Regions from separate parts of the Homo sapiens genome. Here regions 2, 3 and 4 are each linked to region 1. The links are chromatin loops, found by intact Hi-C in ENCODE. Cell type or tissue: Calu3. All regions are shown on one strand. Region 1 has its middle 8.2 kb from the start of TMEM207. Region 2 has its middle 97 kb from the start of CLDN1. Region 3 has its middle 16 kb from the start of CLDN1. Region 4 overlaps P3H2 (prolyl 3-hydroxylase 2).

Region 1 (5,000 bases):
TAGAGGCTGGTTAAAAATCATCATAACAGTTGGCTAACTAGAAAGTAAGCTGCTTAGGTCACTTTTGCTAGAATTTTACTGATTAAGCTAATGTCATGTGAATATAAGAAACTGTCAACCAGAAAAATATGAAGGGGAGAGAAGAGAATCAATGTTGCTACATAGGCTCAGTCGGTAGATGAATCTAAGGCCAGGTTGGGGAAATAGTATCTCTACAGCATTTTGAACAGAAAACTTGACATTGGTTTGTTCTACATTCATTACTAGATTGTACCAGCAACTAAGAGGCCATGTCTGAAATGGACCATTAAATGTAGTCCTTTGCAAATTTAACACAAATTATATCACTCTGAAAAGTGCTTTGACATAACTTGGAGTTAAACATTTGCTATAAGTGGCACTGTTTATGGTAATAATTGACAAACCATGCTTAGGTTAGATGTGTGTAAGGGTAGGAGTTGTTTTATTAACTGACAACATTATCGAATTCCTGATAAATTGCAAATTCTGGTTTGCTTTTAAAATCATTGAATAAACATTGCAGTTGTTTAATAGGTGAATTTACCGGTCTACTAAATACAGTGTGGCAGATATTAAACTCTATTCCATAGTTCCTTTCACACATTTTACCGGATTTTTCTTCATTGTAAAATATTAAAAGTTTAGAATTCTAACTTTCAAAATTGGTTATGCAAAGTATTACCCAAACCTTTGTGAATGCATGAAGAATAAATACTCTTAGTTCTTCTTTTATATCTCACTTTACATACCTCCCTTCCTACTTTCATTTTGGGCTGCCAAGTTTTCTCAGTTTGTACATAAATATTAGAGTCAGTATTATATTAAAAATAATAATCAAGAATGCTTTTTGAGCTGTTCGCTTTGTTGTTTTAAATCCAGAAGAAGTGATGAGAGAATTCAGAATTTATCAATTTTGCTGTTTCCATGACAGTTAGTAAAGGACAAATGTGACTTGTTAGGCCTATCCATCACTATGAAAATTGGCTCTGTTTGGTTTGTGGAGAGAATACAAGCTCCTGGAAGCTTCTTTTATTTCCACATATCACACTGACCAAAATAGCCAGAATTTTCTGATCTAAGCAGATTGTACTAACTGTAGATACTATTTACCAAGTCTCTGACACTGGGCTAAGCAATCTACAATTAGTGATTGCTTAAGCCTTACCATAACTTATTTTCATGTAAAGTCATTCCATTTTACAGATGGAGATGGTAAAACAATAGAACTTGTGTACCTTGCCAACATTCATATAGCTAGGAAGTGAGAGAAGAGGAATTGGAAAAAGAAACTACCATGCCTGCCAGCAGCATGTGTACACAAATGCTCCTCTTCTCCCTTTAACTTCAATGTATTGCTGTCTAGACATGAAGTACATACAGAGTCATCATTCTGTTATTCAGGAATACACCTGATGGCATTTGCTTCCACAGACCTTTGTTGGTATTCACTGTGTGCCCGATACTGAGGATACAGAGATGAAGTCTCAAGTCTGTTTCTCATGTCAGACACACAGGAGACTGGAATATGATTTCTTTAATAACAGTGTAAAGAAAATGCAATTTGGATTTAAGGAGATAGCAATTAGTTTTGCATTGGAAAGCGCTAAAACCAATAATGACTGCCTAATCAAAATCGATTCCTCTTTTCTTATAGCAGTGGTTTTATTGAACTATTTACTCCTCTTCCATGTAGCGTAGGTTTTATCCCCATGGAAGGCTCAACCATTTGTGTTATACATTCATTCACTTTGTTAACAATTAGTTTCGGCATGGTATTAGTTTAGGTGTGTCCAGTGTTAGATAATGAGACACGAGAAGAAATTTATACCATGGGGAATTTGGATTATAGAAACATTTCTCCACACTTATAAAATATTAACTGGAGGATGAGGAAACTTTCTGACTCTGAATTCTTTGTGTTATAACCTTGTGTCTATTTCATAGCAAGTTTCATGGAGGAGACATTATTAGAGATAAATCATTAAGTATGCATAAAAGAAAAGTGAATGTTATGAGCATCTTAGACGGCAGATAACAGATGAGCAAAGGTACAGAGTCAAGAATGTGTAAGGTATCCTTGGGGTATGGCAACAGGGGAGTTCAATGAAGCTAGAAACAGGAATGCAGGGACATACCGTGGAGGTTTGATTATCGGAATAAGGAGACTGCACAACTCTTTCCCTTCAGGAAACGAAATTGCTTCGAGGATTTTTAAGCAAGGTGACACCATGATTAGTATCTCATTGAGAGATCGTTCTGGCTGGAGAAAATGTCAAGTGACGTGCTTGCTACTATTAACATCTAAACCAAAAAATGGTTGCATGTACTTCAGCATATTATTAATAATTAATCATGTCTTTACTTAGTTTTTATTTAGGTGTTAAACATGTTAATAATTGATCAGATTTTTAACAGTATGATGAAAGTAATTTAGGCTGTAAATGTACCAAAATGTCAAGGAAACCAAATATTCATTTTCCCATCACATAATTTTGCCAGCAATTCCCTTGAATGAGGAATGTAAAGGAAAAGGAAAGATTGACCAGTGAATGCCCTAGGGAGAATTTCTGCTCCGTGGAGTCTGCATTCCACTATGGCTGAGGACAGGAGCACTTTGTCTCTGTAATTTAGGCTGTAATTTCGGTTGTGATAGGGTGACACTAAGTGGCTGAAAAGGGAAAACTTAGTTAATGGAAATCAAAATAAGAACAAAAAATTGCACTTGTGGTGACATTCATGCCTCCCTGACAACAACATAAGAAAATTATATTCAGAGTAACTTGGAATCTTGAAAAAATTTTTAAACTAGCCACTCCTTTCTTTCTGTGAAGCTTAAGATTCTTTTGCAAAGATGACAAAAAACAACAAATATTGAATCATATAAGTTATATAAGCTGAATTAAAGGATAAGGCCTTTTCCTTTTAAATGAAAAAATATCTTGCTATTACATTTTCTGTCACTTTTTTAGGTAGCTTTTTTCATTTTTGGCATTATTCATAATAATAATAAATAGTAAAATAACAATTTTGCTTATCAGTATATAAAAGGCACAATGGATTTTCAATATAATGTTTCTGAGTAAATCTACTCGAGTAAATAAATGTACACGCAATACTTAACTAACTGCTTTAGACCTCTTCAAAAATGTTTAGCACACAGTGAAAGAAAAGGTTATTTTTTTCTGGCAAGCGCTGTAGTAAATTTGTGTTTTTATTTTTTTTTGTCCTGCTAAAACTGTTTTTTAAAGGAGTTATATTTTTATCTACTGAAAATTAAAAGGACTTCCTAATTTAATATTCATTTATTCCTTTGTTCATTCAGTAATTATTAGATTGAACCATATAAAATTATATTTTGTTGGTTAAAATGATTTAATACTCTCAATTATATATGATTCAACCTGCTATTTATTAAGGACTTCTAGATGATGATGATAGATATATCATATCTTTGAACATGGACACTTTTATCACTCTAGTACGAAAAACCCACTGGAGCAGTTGATTTTATCTTTGGGTAATTCTCACAAAATACATAACTTTTCTTCCTTAATGGAACTGAATTTTTTCCCACACATTGGTTTTAATTCTGGATTTTTAAAGTATTTTTAATAAATGTTGTCTTATTTAATTTGGAATTATCAAGTGAAATTGTGGTTGGGGACATGGATGAAGAAAGGGGAGATGTTGGCGAAGGGTACAAAGGAGAAATGGGCTCTGGTAATTTGTTACACCATATGAGGTGTACAGCTAATAAAGTATTGTATATTTCAAAATAGCTAAAATAATGGATTTTAAGTGTTTTCACCACAAAGAAACAAGGAGCGACTGAGGAAATGGATATGTTGTTTCTGGCATTTAGAGCCACAAAAAGACAAATCTATTCCAGTTTATATATGATTAGTCTTCAGATATCAGGTAACAAACTCTGCACTTATTTCTGCTTCTATCCTATCATCTTCACTTCTCTGGATTAAACACTTTAGTTGCTACACCTAAAATGTGGTCATCCCAAATTGACATTTGAAAATGTTGGCTATTTCATCTTTTCAATTTTCTCCTCTTCGAGTTTCTGAGACATTTCTGTCTTCTGGTTTTCTTCCTGCATCTCAGATTTTCTTTCATTTTCTTTTGATTCTTTTTCTTTTACTAACCAACCCCTTTACCATCGATGTTCCCAGTAGCTTATCCTTTTGCCATGTTCTCTAAAGATACACTAGATGACTTCATTCTGCCCTTTATCTTCAGCTACTGTTAGTATGCTAAATGTTTCTAGATTTATATCTCTAGATAAAAAAAAGTTTTGAACTGAAGACCTGTGTATTTAACTGTCTCACAGACATAGCTACTTGGAAGTTTCACATATCCTTCCAGCTAAATCTATCCTCAACTTGAATACATCATCTCTATCCACCCATCACTCAAAGAAGAAACATGGTTACCCCTTTAGACCATCATTCTCATTGCCTGCTCTCATCCCCACAACACACAAATTCTACCTCCTTGCTTTCTTAAGATAGGAATTGGTCTTAACATACGATCTTATTTTTAGTAACAACTTTACGGAGATGTATATAATTCAGGTATCATACTAGTTACCATTTAAAGTGTACAATTCAATGATTTTAATATATTCTCAGAGCTGTGCTACATCATCATTTTGGAATATTTTTATCATCCCCAAAAGAAACCCTGTACCCTTTAGCTATCATCCGCCCTCCCAACTGTCTATCCTCCCCATCCCTAAATGCTACTAAACTACTTTCTATCACCATAGATTTTCCTGTTTTGCATATATAACGCAAATGAATTCATACAATATGTGATCTCTGGGATCGCATATTGTATGATTTCATTTGTGTTATATATGCAAAATAGGAAAATCTTTGCAAAACCATTTAGCAATGAATACTAAAATATATTCTACTTAAAGCCTTCTTTTGCTTCACATGATGTGTTCAAGGTTCATCCATACTGTG
Region 2 (5,000 bases), 230 kb before region 1:
AGAGCATCTTTGCTGTGCTGGGGATTCACTTCAGCTTCTGGTTGCCTCAGACACTCCGAAGCCCAAAGGCTAGAATGGGCAAATCACCAAAATAGCAAAGATCGTGGCCCACCCCTACCTCTGGGAGCATTGTCCTAGGCGGAATTCAGGTTGCTGTAAGCTGGAGAGCTTGGGTAGGGGTGGCTGGAGGCCCCAGTTGGGAGGCCCTGTCCAGCAACGAGGAATAGGACCAGACACCTGCTTAAAGCAGCAGTCTGGCCACATTTTGGTAGCACAGCAGTGCTGTGCTGTGCTGAGGGATCCCTTTCTCCCTGGGTTGGCTCAGACTCTCCAAAGCCAGAAGGCTGGAATGGCTAAGGCACCCAAACATCAAAGGTGGCAGCTGTCCCTCCTGCTGGGAGATCCTTCTTAGGGAGGTGCAACACTGCTACCAGTAGTTGGCTAGAATTCCAAGCCAGTGGGTCTTATCTTCTGAGGTGCCCTAAAGTGTGTCCTGTGAGCTGCTGCTGCTCAGCTCCTTCCTAGGGGTATGTACAGGAGTCTAATATCCTACTTTGCCAGAGCTGCAGCTATTTTTGCAGGAAAGCCCAAGTATCTAAAGCTCCCGGGTCTCCACACATGCCTGGGTGGCTGCTCTGCTGAGACTCCCAGTAGCTCTGTCCGTCAGACTGAAGACTGAAGGCCCTGGTGGAATGAGTGTCCAAGGGGATCTCCTGACCAGAGGGTTGCAAAAATCTGTGAGAGAAGCATGGTTTCCTGGTTGCTGCTTCCCTGGGCAGGGGAAGAGCCCTTGGCTCTGTGTTGCTCCAAGGTGGGCCATTGTCCTGTCTTGCTTTTCTTCATTCTCTGTGGGTCAAGTTGTTTTTGTGATTAATCCCAGTGCAAGTACCTGGATGTTTCAGTTGAAGGTGTTGTGTTTATTCGCCCTTTCTGTTCCTCTCCGTGAGAGCCACACACACTAGCTGCTTCCAGTAGGCCACCTTGGCCACTCCCCCTAAATTACTAACATGCATTAATTTATTTAATTTTATATAAACTCTATTTGCAATCATATTTTACAGATTAAGAAACAGAATTTGTCAATTTAAGTAGCTTACCTGAATTTGTGCAGTTCAGAAATGAAAGAGCCAGTGTTCAAGCCTTAATGTTTCTTGCTACAGAATCTATGCTCTCAACTTTCTACAGGTATGACCATGAAAATATTAACTGTGATTATTTCCAATTGCTCATTGTCCCAGCAAGCTTTGTCCCAGGGAGGTACAGACCTGTTGTTTGAACTTTGCTGAGTTTATTTCTTCATGAATTTATTTATTCACTCATCAGCAGTTACTCAATTCAATTCATAAATCTAAAAACAATTATTTGGGTTTTTACCATGTTCAGTGTTGATACCAGGTAGTGTGTATTTTTGTACACATAGCTAGTTTATTATACCCCTCCTCATTCCAGTGAAAATTAGGGACAGCCAAAAATAAATAAATAAATAAATAAAAATAAGAAAGAAAAGAAATATGTGGCACTTGTCCTCAAGTAGATCACAGTATGGATATAAACTCAATAATTATCATATATAAATTTTAAAAGGACCTTAAAGATGTACAAGTGAAATGTGTTTGGCATACAGAATAGAAAAAGAGCACTTCTTGGCTCTGAAAAGCAGAGAAACATTGATGGAAGGGATGTAACTTACCCAAGCCTTGACGTGTCATCATAATTTTTAGAGGCCGAAATGCCAGGAAAACATTTCAGGCATTCTTATGCAGTACTAAGGGGATTGATTCTTGAACCGCAAATCTTCCAGCTCTATGTCAATGTGATCCCTGAACCTCAGCCACTGATTTGCATTCAAGTGAGTCTGAGGTCCTTTTTTCTGTCTTGGTTTTGACATCGATCCAATTGAGAGGAGAGCAATGCTTTAATTCTACTCTATTAGAAGGATTAACTAATAAAAATGGCTTCATAAGATGTATATTCTATAAAAGACATTATTTTGTTGTAAATATTTATGGTTATTATCTATTTTCAACCCAGCTAATCTACTTAAGGACAAAAGTCACATATTTCAGCATAGCTGAAAATAGACTCCAAAGTAGTCATAGCAAAATTGGATTTTAATATGACCCGTGGAGTGTGTGGTCTTGTTAAATTTTTATTACCATGTCTCAACTATAGAGGGTCCTTAATGTAGCTCTTAAAAATAAAATCTGTAGTAATTTTACAGAACTCCAATATTTACAAGCTAAGTAGTTCGTCTCATTATTCAGAGCAGAGTGGAACACATTTTCATGGAAGAATATAGTTCTCTCAGCTTTGTTCCACGGCCTGACCTGTCACTTAGGAACCAACTGCCACTTGAAAGACCTCAGTGAAAACGAGGTGGAAGATAATCTTTCCACCAATAGATGGAGCCACATGAACCCAATTTTAAAATAATTTACTAAATTATCTAATCTCAAATCATCACTCAAGCAGATACATCTTTTTCTTGTTTTGTTTCCCCTTTTTCCCTCCCTCCTTCCTTCCTTCCTCCCTCCCTCCCTTCATCCCTCCCTCCCTCTCTCTCTTTCTTTCTTCTTTCTTCTTTCCTTCTTTCTTTTCTTCCTTTCTTTCCCAAGAAGACAATTTCTCTCTATCATTTTTTGTCATTTATTTTTCTTTCATTGTTTTCTTTCTCATCTGTTCATATTTTTCTTTTCTCCTTTCTTAATTAAAAAATCACATAAATATGTGTTCTTTTACTACCAAATTGTCAGAATCAGAATTTTATATTTTGAGGTGTTTTTGGTGATGTTCTAGTCTAGTCCCTTCTGCATGTGTTACTAGGACCAAAGTCTTAGAGATTTCAGGGTCCTACAAAAATCTTGCTTTCGAATATGACTAGGTATATAGCTGGAACCTTGAAAAAATTATTTTTCTTTCTCTCCTTTTTACAGAATAAGTTGTCTGCTTTCTGCCCCATCAAGAGAGTGTTTTCCTCTCCATAATGAGAATACTAAACATCATAGCACTATTCCTCAATGCTAATTATCTCACAAGCTGTTCACCTTCTTCCCTCAAAGAAAAAATAATAATTTGAGGGTAGGGTTGTAATGATTGTAATTCAATTATTTGCTCCACAGATACTTTTTAAGCACATTCGAGGTACAAGCAATTCATGTTGGGCATTTGTCTTTAACAGTTTTTTCTTCTAGTAGCTATTAAAGTAGCAGCAGCATAAGTAGTGAGCTGATACCACTGAGAAATGTGATAGGAACAAACGGTAGCTAAAGGAATTAGAGAAAATAAAAAGAAATCTACATACTTAGACTAAAAAGAGGGAGGGCATTAGAAAATGGCCTTTGTCATTTAAGCTGTCTAGACTTTAGGATCCCAATATCACTTAAGTCTTGGCCTTACTTACCTGAAATGTGTCACTTTAGTTTCCTAGAGAAGTCAGAATACAAAAAAGAAAAATACCTGAATTGACATCCTGAGGGTTCATATTGCAAAAGATATTGCATATGTATTTATGCAAATTATTGTGGAAGTAGAACACATTGTCTTTGTTCTTGAGGAACATTAAAGTGAAGGTGGAACCAACCCTATTGGAAAGACATAAGGACCCAAAGATTCTCCTGGAAACACAGCACACAGCCTTATACAATTGTGGTTGCCCTGAGATAGACTCAATTTATACACTCAAGTTAAATACCTTTATGGAAGGCTAGTTATGGGAGGTGACTCACGGCGTTCAGGAAAAAAAGGGTTCAACTCATTGACAGCAAAGACTAATAATGAATTTGAATGGAAAGTCCAGAGTTTGCATGGGCAGCGCCCTGTGCTAAAGTGAAGGACCATAGCTCAGCTCTAGAGACGAATCAGCTACTCATTTACGAAGGAAGGTAAATCATGTTTCTAGCCAGAGTATAGGGTAAGAGTTGGGACAACACGAGGCAAAATGTTTTGAACAAAGTAATGAAGGTAAGAGGAATTAATGTTTTATAATGACTTAAGTAGCAATTTGAAATCCTACAAAAAAAACTTTCCTGTTACATTTTATTACAGAAATTTTAAAACCTACACCAAAGTAAAGCAATATAATGAGCCTCTCTGTGCCTCTTACCTTCTGATAAATTTCAATATTTTACCCAATATTTGAATGGGTATCATTGCCACTAAACATAGGAATTATTTAGGCTTCTGCTGACGATGTGTAATTGAACAGATTATCTACAGGAATCATTTGAAAGGTATATTTTTAAGCCAGGATGGGTTTAAACATTCCAGGCAAGTCAGATCAGTTCTGCTTTCAAATTGGCTCCCCACAGACCAGAAGCAGGAACATAGTGAGAGTCAGGTTTTTGATATGAATGTCTTGCCAAAGGAGCTGACAGGAAGTAGAAAAGCACCCATTGGGTAGTTCCTCTCACTGGCACAGATAGAAATATCATTTAAGTATAACTAAAGAAACCATACACTTCCAACAATAGTGGCTGGCTTGTAAGCATGTTTCATATACTGAAAATGGAAATAGAACTCTACCGGATGCTGCACTGGATATTTCACCCATGCTATTTTATTTAAATCTCACAAAATCCACTGGAGGAAACTATTGTTTTCCCATAGTACACATAAGTTAACTGAGGCATAGATCTGTTAATTCACTTATTCATGCCACACAACCGGCAGTCATGGATCTAGGGCTGCAATCAGTTCGGTCTGATTTCCAAGTGTGTTTGTTTCTCCACATAATCAGGAAATTAGACAGAAAAACCAGGTCTTACTTTACATCACGCTGCCCAGGGACCCAATGTCAGAATGACTTCTAGGAGTGATTAAATGGACAATGCCAAGCAGTTTAGGGTGTTCTGATATTCAGAAGATGAATATGCAGTCCAGATAGGCAATTATCTTCTTCCTCAAGAAGGTGGACTGGGGCACAATTAGAAGTTTGTGCCATTTTTACCTCACCACTTAATGTGCTTCTTTATCTTTTGTGTTTGGTTTATATTTTCCATCAA
Region 3 (5,000 bases), 120 kb before region 1:
CAGTGGTCTGGTGCATACTCGAACATCCCTTCCAAGGTAAAGGGCAAAGTTATGGCATCTTTTGTATACTACCATTAAAAAAGAAGTAAAACACAGCACATACAACACTTGGGAATACTACAATGAATGATTTAGCAAGTGCTGTGGAAAGTTCCCCGTTTTCAGTGAGGCCCTGAGCAAGAAAGGGCATGTTCAGGCCATATAGCACAAGCTGTCCTACCACATGGCTTATGTGGCCCAACAGATCCTATAGTTGCATAAAAGTTATCTCTAGGAGATAAAGGTTTTGTGTGGAGTCTCTGACAAGCCCCAACAGAAGGGTTTCATAACAGGCTGCTGAGATTGTGGAGCAAGGCCATGCCATCTGCAGCAGAGCATGTGATTTAAAATGCAGTTGCATCAAGACATGAGACAAAAGCTGTTCGCCAAGAACTGGACGCTGGCAGTCCAAGTAATAAACTACAGCAGCCCCAACAGCAATTATTTATAAAATAGAAGTGTTACAGAATGGATCACCCTTAAAATATCCAAAGGGCATATGTAAGCTGGATGAACAAATATTCCAGACTTCTTTGTCACCAGCACAGTCTCACCTGACACCACTCAATCAGCTCACACTTGTAACCTCATGGGAGAATCCTTATGAGCAGCTAATAGAGGAAGAAAACAACACAGGCTTGGTCCATGGATTGTTCATCTCAGTATGTTGGTGTGGACAATGGACTGCTGTTGTAATATAGCCCCACTTGGTAAGTCCTGGAAGACAGTATTCATGGGAAAATACAAACAGGAGGCAGGATTTGGGTTAGTGTTACTTGTAATCCAATTTTGTTGAGTGACAAATGGCTTAAAAGAACGCTATACACATGGTCATTGGTGGATAGCTTGGCCTGAACAAAGCAATGTTTTCATATTAGTGACAAGAAGATCCAAGAAAGAAGCATGTGGATGAACATATGGAAATGGGCAGAAACTAAGAAGAACTCACCATTACGTGTTAACCCTCATCAAGTTAGAGACACAAAGCAACCAAGTGTGGAGAATGGCCCAATAGATAAGAAGAAACTTAGCTAGCTGAAAGGTCTCACGAATGTAGTAGTCATGGCAGCATAGATGGAGACAATATGTGGACGATAAGAATGCGTTCTCCTCTCACCAAAGCTCATATACCCGATGCCATATCCAACCTATCAACCAACACATTTCTGTGCTGAGCTCCTTATATGATAATATTCTTTGACAAAACCAGCCAGACATTTTGGTGGCAAGCTGATAAAACTGGACTGCTCTCATCCTGACAAAAGCAACAATTAATCCTGAGTAGTAGTGACACACATTCCTAGGATGTGTTTGCCTTTTCTACCAGTAGTATTTCTGTCAGCATTATACAGAAAGGCTCACAGAGAGAGATATTGGATAGCATCTCATACAATATCACTTCAGATCAAGAGAACCCCTTTATGGCAAAGGAAGCCTGGTAGTGGGAACATGGCAAAGATATCCCCTGATCCTATGATACATTGAATCAATTAGTGGCAGCTGACCCTATAGAGCATAGGAAAGCCCCTTTTAATGTATAGCTGTAGTACCATCTTGAAGATGATGCCTGTAGATGGAGACACTATACTTCAGAAAGATGTACATTCATCCTAAACCAACAGCCATTACATGGTGCCAGGGTGCCCAGTAGGTAGAGTACATGAGTTCAGTAACCAAAAGACGGAGGAAATAGTAGCCCTACTTCACCGCCACTCCAAGAATTGACTAGGAGATGTTGTATTGCCTGTCTACTCAATTTTAGAGCCTGTGGATCCAGAGGTCCCAGAGAAGATATGCTTTCACTCAGGGACACAAGAGTCTCATAGAACTTAAAGATACAGCTGATACATGATCACTTCTAGTTCTTCAAGTGGACCAACAAGCAAGAAAAGGAATTATTATACTGCCAAGATTGTGTACACTAGGATATTTGAATGTGTAGTGGCGTATTTTAGCCTGATTACCTAAGGAAAAGGGCTGCTGTTACTTAATAGGGGCATGGAGAAATACTTTTCATACCTACGTGAACTGCAGGTTATCTCTTGGTACCCTCATGCCCAAGTTTAATTATAAATTGACAAGTACAGCAATTATTGCCTGGCAAGTGCGTGGTAACTAGGGAATCAAGGCTCTCAGGGATGAGTGTCTGAGACATCCCACCAGACAAGCCACCTAGATGAACTGAAGTCCTAGCTGAGTGTAAAAGGAATCTATAATTGTAGCTGACAGGGATAATGTGTATTATTGACAGCCTTGAGATCAATTGCAGCAAAGAAGGCTGTAATTCATCCTACAAATGCTCCTCTTACAAGTTTTCCTAGAAATTGAGACCAACTCAAATTCTGAAGAAGCTAAGACCAGATAGGAAGAACTTATTGTGAGAAGTGAATGGATTTGAGAAGTGTGAGTGGCAGACTTGGAAGTGGCTCTTGGCACTTCTCCAGATCTCCTTGACTGGGCTGGTACACTCATACCCCTGCAGGTCTTGGCTGATAACTGCTCAAGTTAGCACATTTCACTGTAGGGTTGTCCTCAGCTGATTGAAGCTACCTCACCCAGAAATGCCTGAGAAGTTACACTGTTCTCTCTCCAAAGACTGACAAGTGCAGGGATAAGACAGTGCAGCTCTCTTTTCTCTGGCCAAGAAAATTATCTGATTATAATCTATGTTCTAGAGAGCTAACTAGGGGATTAGATTGAGACTAAACTTCTGAAATCATATTATTGCCTAACTCTACCCATCCTTCATCTTTTCCTGCTCTTCTTGCTTCCTTAAAGACTTCTAAGTGTATTCCTTCTAGAAATCACCTGCACAAGACTCTCTGTCTAATACTCTGCTTCTAGGCTTCTGGGCCTAACTCAATTACATGTGGCAATGGCTGGGTTTCTCTATGGAGAACCACAGTCTCACCTAGTGGTCATTTCCTGTGTATACATTATTCTTCATTTGTGTGTGACATTGGTTTCCTGTCACAATCCTGACTAATGAAGCAGAAGCAAGCAGGGAGTGATGTGATTAGATTCACATTTAGAAAGCTCAATCTGGCAGCAGTGTTGAGGAGACAATGTATGAGAGGCAAGTCTAGTTGCAAAAATATAATTTCATAGATTATGGTAATAGTCTAGAAAATAATTGAAAAGGGCTAGAAGTTTAATGATCATTGGAAATAGCATACATTAGGTAAACTTGTAAGATAGGTCAGCAGTAAAATTGATTTAAGGATTAATATGTCCTAACCTCCTGCAAGAATTGAAACCACATATACTGCCTTAAAAACTCATTAAACAATTATTGTTTTACCACATATGTAAAAAAAATTACTACTACTCCTGCGGAGCTTGTAGTCTTAATAGTGAATAATGACTATCTTGGTAGTTGTTATAAAAGTCAAAAAATAAATATTATACTAGAATTATAAGCAAAAGGGTGTGAAATCAAGAAAAACTATAGGACAATATTTCCAATGAACACTGACACAAAAGTCAGCAGTTAAATATTAGCAAATCAAATTCAACAGCATATCAGAAAGATTATACATCATAATCAAGTGAGATTTATCCCTGGAATAAAAGGTTGGTTTAATATAAACAAATCAGTTGGTGATATATCATATTAACAGACATAAAGTCAAAAAGCCACATGATCATATCTATTGACAAAGAAAAAGTATTTGACAAAGTTTAACATCCTTTCTTGATAAAAACTTCTAACACTTTAGGTATAGAAGGAAAGTTCCTCAATGTAATAAGGGCTATTTATGGAAAACCCACAGCTAACATAAACAATGGGAAGAAACTGACAGCATTTCCTCTGAGATCTGGTATAAGACAAGGATGCCTACTGTATTAGTCCATTTTCATCCTGCTGATGAAAACATACCTGAGACTGGGCAATTTACAAAAGAAAGAGGTTTATTAGACTTACAGTTCCATGCAGCGGGGAGGCCTCACAATCACAGTCATGGCAGAGATGAAAGGAATGTCTCACGTGGTGGCAGACAAGAGCTTGTGCAGGGGAACTCCCATTTTTAAAACCATCAAATCTCATGAGTCTTACTCACTAACATGAGAGGGTAGCACAGGAAAGACCTCCCACCCATGATTCAATTACCTGCTACCAGGTCCATCCCACAACACGTGGGAATCGTGGGAGTTACAAATCAAGATGAGATTTGGGTGGGGACACAACCAAACCATATCATTCTGCCCCTAGCGACTCCTAATCTTGTTCTAACATTTCAAAACCAATCATGCCTTCCCAACAGTCCCCCAACATCTTAACTCATTTCAGCATTAACTCAAAAGTCCAAAATCTCATCTGAGACAAGGCAAGCCCCTTCTGTCTATGAGCCTGTGTAAAATCAAAATCAAGTTAGTTACTTCCTAGATACAATGGGGGTACAGGAATTGGGTAAATATAGCCATTCCAAATGGGAGAAATTGGCCAAAACAAAGGGGTTACAGGCCCCATGCAAGTCGGAAATCCAGCAGGGCAGTCAAATCTTAAAGCTCCAAAATGATTTCCTTTGACTCCAGGTCTCACGACCAGGTCATGCTGATGCAAGAGGTGGGTTCCCATGGTCTTGGGCAGCTCTGCCCTTGTGGCTTTGCAGGGTAGAGCTTTTCCTCCAGCTGCTTTCATGGGCTGGCATGACATTGAGTGTCTGCAGCTTTTCCAGGTACACAGTGCAAGCCGTCAGTGGATCTACCATTATGGGGTCTAGAGGATGATGGCCCTCTTTTCACAGTTCGACTAGGTGGTGCCCCAGTAGGGACTCTATGTGGGGGCTCCAACCCCACATTTCTCTTCCACACTGCCCTAGCAGAGGTTCTCTATAAGGACCCCACCCCTGTAGCAAACTTCTGCCTGGATATCAAGGTGTTTCCATACATCCTCTGAAATCTAGGCAGAGGCTCCCAAATCCCAAGTCTTGACTTCTGTGCACTTGCAGGCTCAACAC
Region 4 (5,000 bases), 500 kb before region 1:
TCTACGCTTTCTTTTATTCCTCACATTAATCCATCAGCAGGTGCAGCTGGTCTACCTCCAAATTGTATCTCAAATCTTCCATCTCTTTTTACCTTCTCTATTACTACTCCAGTCCAAGACCACATGTTAGCTAAAGTAATCTTCTGTATCCTGTAACTCTCCAGGACTGGAGGAGATATGTGTGTGTGTGTGTGTGTGTGTGTGTGTGTGTGTGTGTGTGTGTGTGTGTGTTGGGGTGTGGGGACTACATGACTTTCCACTAGTTAGAATACAATTCGCATTTCCCAATCAGCCTGTGGAATCCGACTCCTGCCGCCTCCACGTCCTCTACTGAAGCCACTCTCCCTCTTGTCTGCCATATTCCAGATGCTCTGGCTTTCTTTGTTTCTTGGTGACTCCAAACATCTTATTGTCTCTGGGCCTTTGCAGCTTGTCCTCTGCCTGGAATACTCTCCTCCAGACATTTATCCTAGTGGACTTCTAATTTATTAGGTTTCAGCTCACATGCCACTTGTTTGGCGAGGCCTCACAATTTGCCGCTCCTACCCTTTCACTCCAGAATCAGTTGTCTTGTTCCATTTTCCACACATCATTGGTCACCGTGTGAAAAATCTCTCGATTATTTATTTATTTTTTACTTTTTTGGGATCTGTTTCCTTCCACTAGAATGTAAGCTCCAGAAGAGCAGGGCATCTTATCTTCTTGGTCACTACTGTATTTTCAGTGCTCAGAAAAGCCACTGACATGTGGCAAGAGTTCTATTTTCTTTGATGAGTAAATGTGTAAATGGATGAAGCCTTTCTCTGTCTAAAATGCCTCTCCCTAAAGAAATTGATCTTTTAAAGCTTTTTTTCAAATGCCATCTCCTCAAAGAAGCCTTTTTGGATTGCTTTTTGATATCCCTCAAACCACGCATTTGCTGCTAAGGATTCTTACCAAAACTTGCCTTGTGGTTTAATTAGTTGGGTCCTTGTATTATTTCTCCAATTTGACTTCAAGCTCCTTGAAAATAGGAATTATATCCTACTAGTGTGCATTCCCCATAGGCGGTCTTTAACACAGTGCCTGCGCACAGTAAGTTAAATAAATAACTATTTTATGAATTGAAAACAAAGCCCCTTTCATGCAAGAGCTTGTAATAAAAAATGTTTACAAAAAGGCAACTAAAAGGACTAGATATACTAAATAACAGAAAATTAAGTTGCTGCCACATCTAAATAAAAAGCCCAAGTACTACTTTACAAATATAAGGAAAACAATCTTTTTTTTTTTTTTCAAGACAGAGTCTCACTCTGTTGCCCAGGTTGGAGTGCAGTGGTGCGATCTCGGGTTACAGCAACCTCCACCTCCTGGATTCAAGTGATTCTCCTGCCTCAGCCTCCCCAGTAGCTGGGATTACAGGCATATGCCACCATGCCTGGCTAATTTTTGTAATTTTAGTAGAGACGGGGTTTCGCCATGTTGGCCAGGCTGGTTTCGAACCCCTGACCTCAGGTGATCTGCCCGCCTCGGCCTCCCCAAGTGCTAGGATTACAGGACTGAGCCACCGTGCCCGGCCAAGGAAAACAATCCTGATACTTAACAAATCGACACACATACAAAGCTTTCACATCTGTTGACCACAAGAAATGATTGTAATCTTGTTTCTCATTAAGGGAAAGAAATTCAAGAGCTGGAACCAATATATATGAAGCTTCGAACATCCTTGCATCCTTAAAAGGATGTTGCTAAATACTCCTTGAGAACTGAGACCCTTTAAAGTAATTCATAATAAGCATGAGAATCGGCCAGCTCTAATGACTTGTTCATAGGTAGGCATTTTTTTTTTCTGAGATTCAATCTGCAAAAAGACGTCTAGGCCAGGAACTCCCAAACTCTGCTGCTGCACGTTAGAATCACCTGGGGAGCTCTTAAAACTCCTGAAACACAGATGTTAGTAGTTTGTAACGATCAATAGATGATCTCCACGTGTAGCAAAGAATGATTCACAGCCTGGGCTAATTTAGCTGAGGAAAAAGTTCTGGTCATTTCCCACTGTGGCCACTAGATGCCGCTACGGCCTGAAGACTGGAGAGGTTTTCTAGTACTTTTCCATCAGAGGAAGGGACGCTGGCGTTGATGTTTCCTATTACAAAGGAGCAAAGAGAACTTACTTTGTGTTAGCTTATTTTGAGAGAACAATACCTTGGAAAAGGGAGTTTGGATACTGAATGATGAAATAGATTAAATGTCTGCTGAATTGAATACTAGAATAGTGAGGTAATATTTCAATAATTTTATCTTCACTGTCTACCCATTGACATAGGTTCCTTAGTTTAAAAAAAAATGCTTTGATGGAATGCTAACATTTTGGAGATGGAAAATACCAGGATATAAAGTAATGATAGGGGAAGGCAATTGTTTGCTGCTCCCTTGAGGTTTTCAGGACTCTGTGCTCTGGTCCTTTTGTCAGGGCCTTTCTTTCTTTTTCTTCTTCTTCTTTTTTTTTTTTTTTTTTTTTTTTAAGACAGAGTCTCACTCTTGTCGCCCAGGTTACAGTGTGGTGGAGTGATCTCAGCTCACTGCAACTGCAGCCTCCACCTCCTGGGTTCAAGCGATTCCCCTGCCTCAGGCTCCCGAGCAGCTGGGATTACAGGTGCGTGCCACCACGCCAGGCTAATTTTTGTATTTTTAGTAGAGATGGGGTTTCACCATGTTGGCCAGGCTGGTCTCCAACTCCTGACCTCAGGTGATCCACCCACCTAGGCCTCCAAAAGTGCAGGGATTATAGGCGTGAGCCACCACGCCCAGCCAGGGCCATTTTTTCTATGCCTGGCTATCGTCTTTGCTTCTAGGTCTGAGCTTATAGAAGTCTTCCTTGATTCCCTGCTACAAAACATATACTGTTCTCTTCTTACAGCGTATTTACTAGCTGTTCTGTCCAAGCTCCTCATAGTCCAGGACCTTGTTCTGTTCACCCTTCTACCCCTAGGGCCTATCTAGCAGAGTTTCCAAGGCAGATAATAATAGCTCTTCTGTACAATAAAAGGTCACAATAGGTCTTTTGTAAAATATGTGAAAGAATGGCTTAGGGAATGTGGGGAAACACTTTGTAAGTTAGATTTGATGGTGAAAAGTATATGAGAAAAACGCATTATTTTTAAATAGTTTCTGATGAAATTGGATTCAACTTAGGAACCTAACAAGGAAAACTGGATAGAATGCCAGTTTTAAGAATAGAATTTCATAGCTTCATCAATACTTAGGGCTGGAGAAGATTTGGAGGTCATCCAGTTAAGCCTCTGCTACGATGTTTTAGATTCCATTTCAGCGTTCCATGCTAAGCAGTTGCCTGGGCTTTGATTGGAGCCATCCAATCAGTGCTTCCAAAGCAGACAATTCTGCCAAACTGTGGTGACTATTTGAAAGTTATTCCTTGTGTGGAGCCCAAATTTTCCCTCCAGGGCTTCTACCCATTGGTCTTAATTCATACCGCTGCAGCTCCACAGGTGGAGACTATGACATCTGCCCACGGGCTTCCAAAACGATGAGATCATGGTCTCCTCCTAGCTAAGTGTCCTCAGCTAGTTTGCATATAATAATATTGAAATACTTAATGTAATAACAGTAATAAGTAATAATAATCTTTTAGGTTTCCTTGCCCTCTTTCAAATACGTTTCATAAATGATTCAATACTATTTCTTATGATTTGCGAGAAAACAAATCCGTCTTCTGGGTGACCAATAAAAAGTGATTCCTCCCTGATGCCACAGAGTTGTTTTGGTTTTTGTTTTTGTTTTGAGACAGAGTCTTGCCCTGTTGCCCAGGCTGAAGTGCAGTGGTGCGATCTCGGCTTACTGCAATTTACGCCTCCCAGGTTCAAGCGATTCTCCTGCCTCAGCTTCCCGAGTAACTGGAACTACAGGCGCATGCCACCACATCCAGCTAATTTTGTATTTTTAGTAGAGATGGGGTTTCAGCATGTTGATCAGGCTGGTCTCGAACTCCCGACCTCAAGTGATCTGCCCACCTCGGCCTCCCAAAGTTCTGGGGTTATAGGAGTGAGCCACCACGCCCAGCCTTACAATTTGTTAATAAGCTCAAGACAGATTAGTGACTATCAAATATCATTGACACAGCTATTTCTACAAACATCTTCACTTACTAGAACATATCTGATTAAGAACTGCCTTTACCCTCTTCTTTTCCTCAGACGAAGCAATTTAAAGGACTTCTCAGATAAAGCAGTTCATGAAGCAAGCCTAATTGGCTTTCTGGGCGGGTGAGAAACTCACCAATTCTCTATAAAGTGGGTCCAAGGTGAACCACAGAGCCACAGCACACCTCTTTCCCTTGGTGACTGCCTTCACCCCATGAGGGTTCTCTCCTCCAGATGAGAAGCTGATCATGCGCCCACATTTTGGTTTTATAGAGGCCTGAGAAAGAAAGCAAAAATTAGACTTTCAATTGTTGTATCATAAACATTTCCACAACTCCTGCTTCTCTGGCTATGAGATTATTTGAGTTAAGGCCTGAGGCGAAGAATAAAGGAATCCTGGGATTGAAGATGATGTAAATTATCTCAATTTTCTCACCCGTAAAACAAAGGTAAGGTCAAAATAATATATACCTCAGAAAATAAAAAGATGTTCAAGTAAAACGTGTAGCAAAGTCCACATACATAGTAATCATTCAATACATGCTATATATATGATAGCCTGCAAATTCAAAGAAGGCAAAGTTTTCCTCTCATAATTCATTTCTGTAGCTTTTGCACTAGCAAAGCATCCGGATACAAGGTAGGTGTCCATTCCATACTTGTGTAATTAACAAACAAACAAACAGGACATCTGCAGTGCTGGAAAAGTTGTTATTGATCTAGGTAGTGGTTACATGAGCGTATACGCTTTCTAATTTTTAAATTGTACATTCATGGTTTATGTGCTTTTCACAATACAAACATTTTTAAAAGTCATAATTCTGTATGATATTTCATTTCCTTTACACTATTGTTTCCCAG

Evidence for each region. Hi-C counts contacts between places; a loop is a spot of excess contacts. Peaks named below come from ENCODE experiments on the same cell type or tissue, not always from the same donor. Only the 100,000 strongest peaks of a DNase experiment are listed, where the experiment ranks them.
Region 2: it touches region 1 in a loop (2.7-fold over the local background); 9 of 110 quality-filtered maps call a loop at or near these places.
Region 3: it touches region 1 in a loop (9-fold over the local background); 2 of 110 quality-filtered maps call a loop at or near these places.
Region 4: a loop joins it to region 1, with 4 times the contacts of the local background. A loop is called at or near these places in 10 of 110 quality-filtered maps.

Annotation. Positions count from the first base shown.
Region 1 is chr3:190,455,610-190,460,609 of GRCh38, forward strand. No RefSeq gene overlaps it. Among named protein-coding and RNA genes, the nearest start is that of TMEM207, 8.2 kb to the left of the region's middle. In Calu3, no CTCF peak of the experiment used is centred here; a DNase peak (open chromatin) is centred at 2,622.
Region 2 is chr3:190,222,910-190,227,909 of GRCh38, forward strand. No RefSeq gene overlaps it. Among named protein-coding and RNA genes, the nearest start is that of CLDN1, 97 kb to the right of the region's middle. In Calu3, a CTCF peak has its summit at 2,393 (motif pointing right); a DNase peak (open chromatin) is centred at 2,352.
Region 3 is chr3:190,336,387-190,341,386 of GRCh38, forward strand. It overlaps a transcript of CLDN16 not described here. Among named protein-coding and RNA genes, the nearest start is that of CLDN1, 16 kb to the left of the region's middle. In Calu3, a CTCF peak has its summit at 2,973; DNase peaks (open chromatin) are centred at 2,495 and 2,948.
Region 4 is chr3:189,959,683-189,964,682 of GRCh38, forward strand. P3H2 (prolyl 3-hydroxylase 2) reads right to left here. Exons shown (of 15, transcript NM_018192.4): 14 at 4,276-4,416. Among named protein-coding and RNA genes, the nearest start is that of MIR944, 130 kb to the left of the region's middle. In Calu3, a CTCF peak has its summit at 2,072 (motif pointing right); a DNase peak (open chromatin) is centred at 2,049.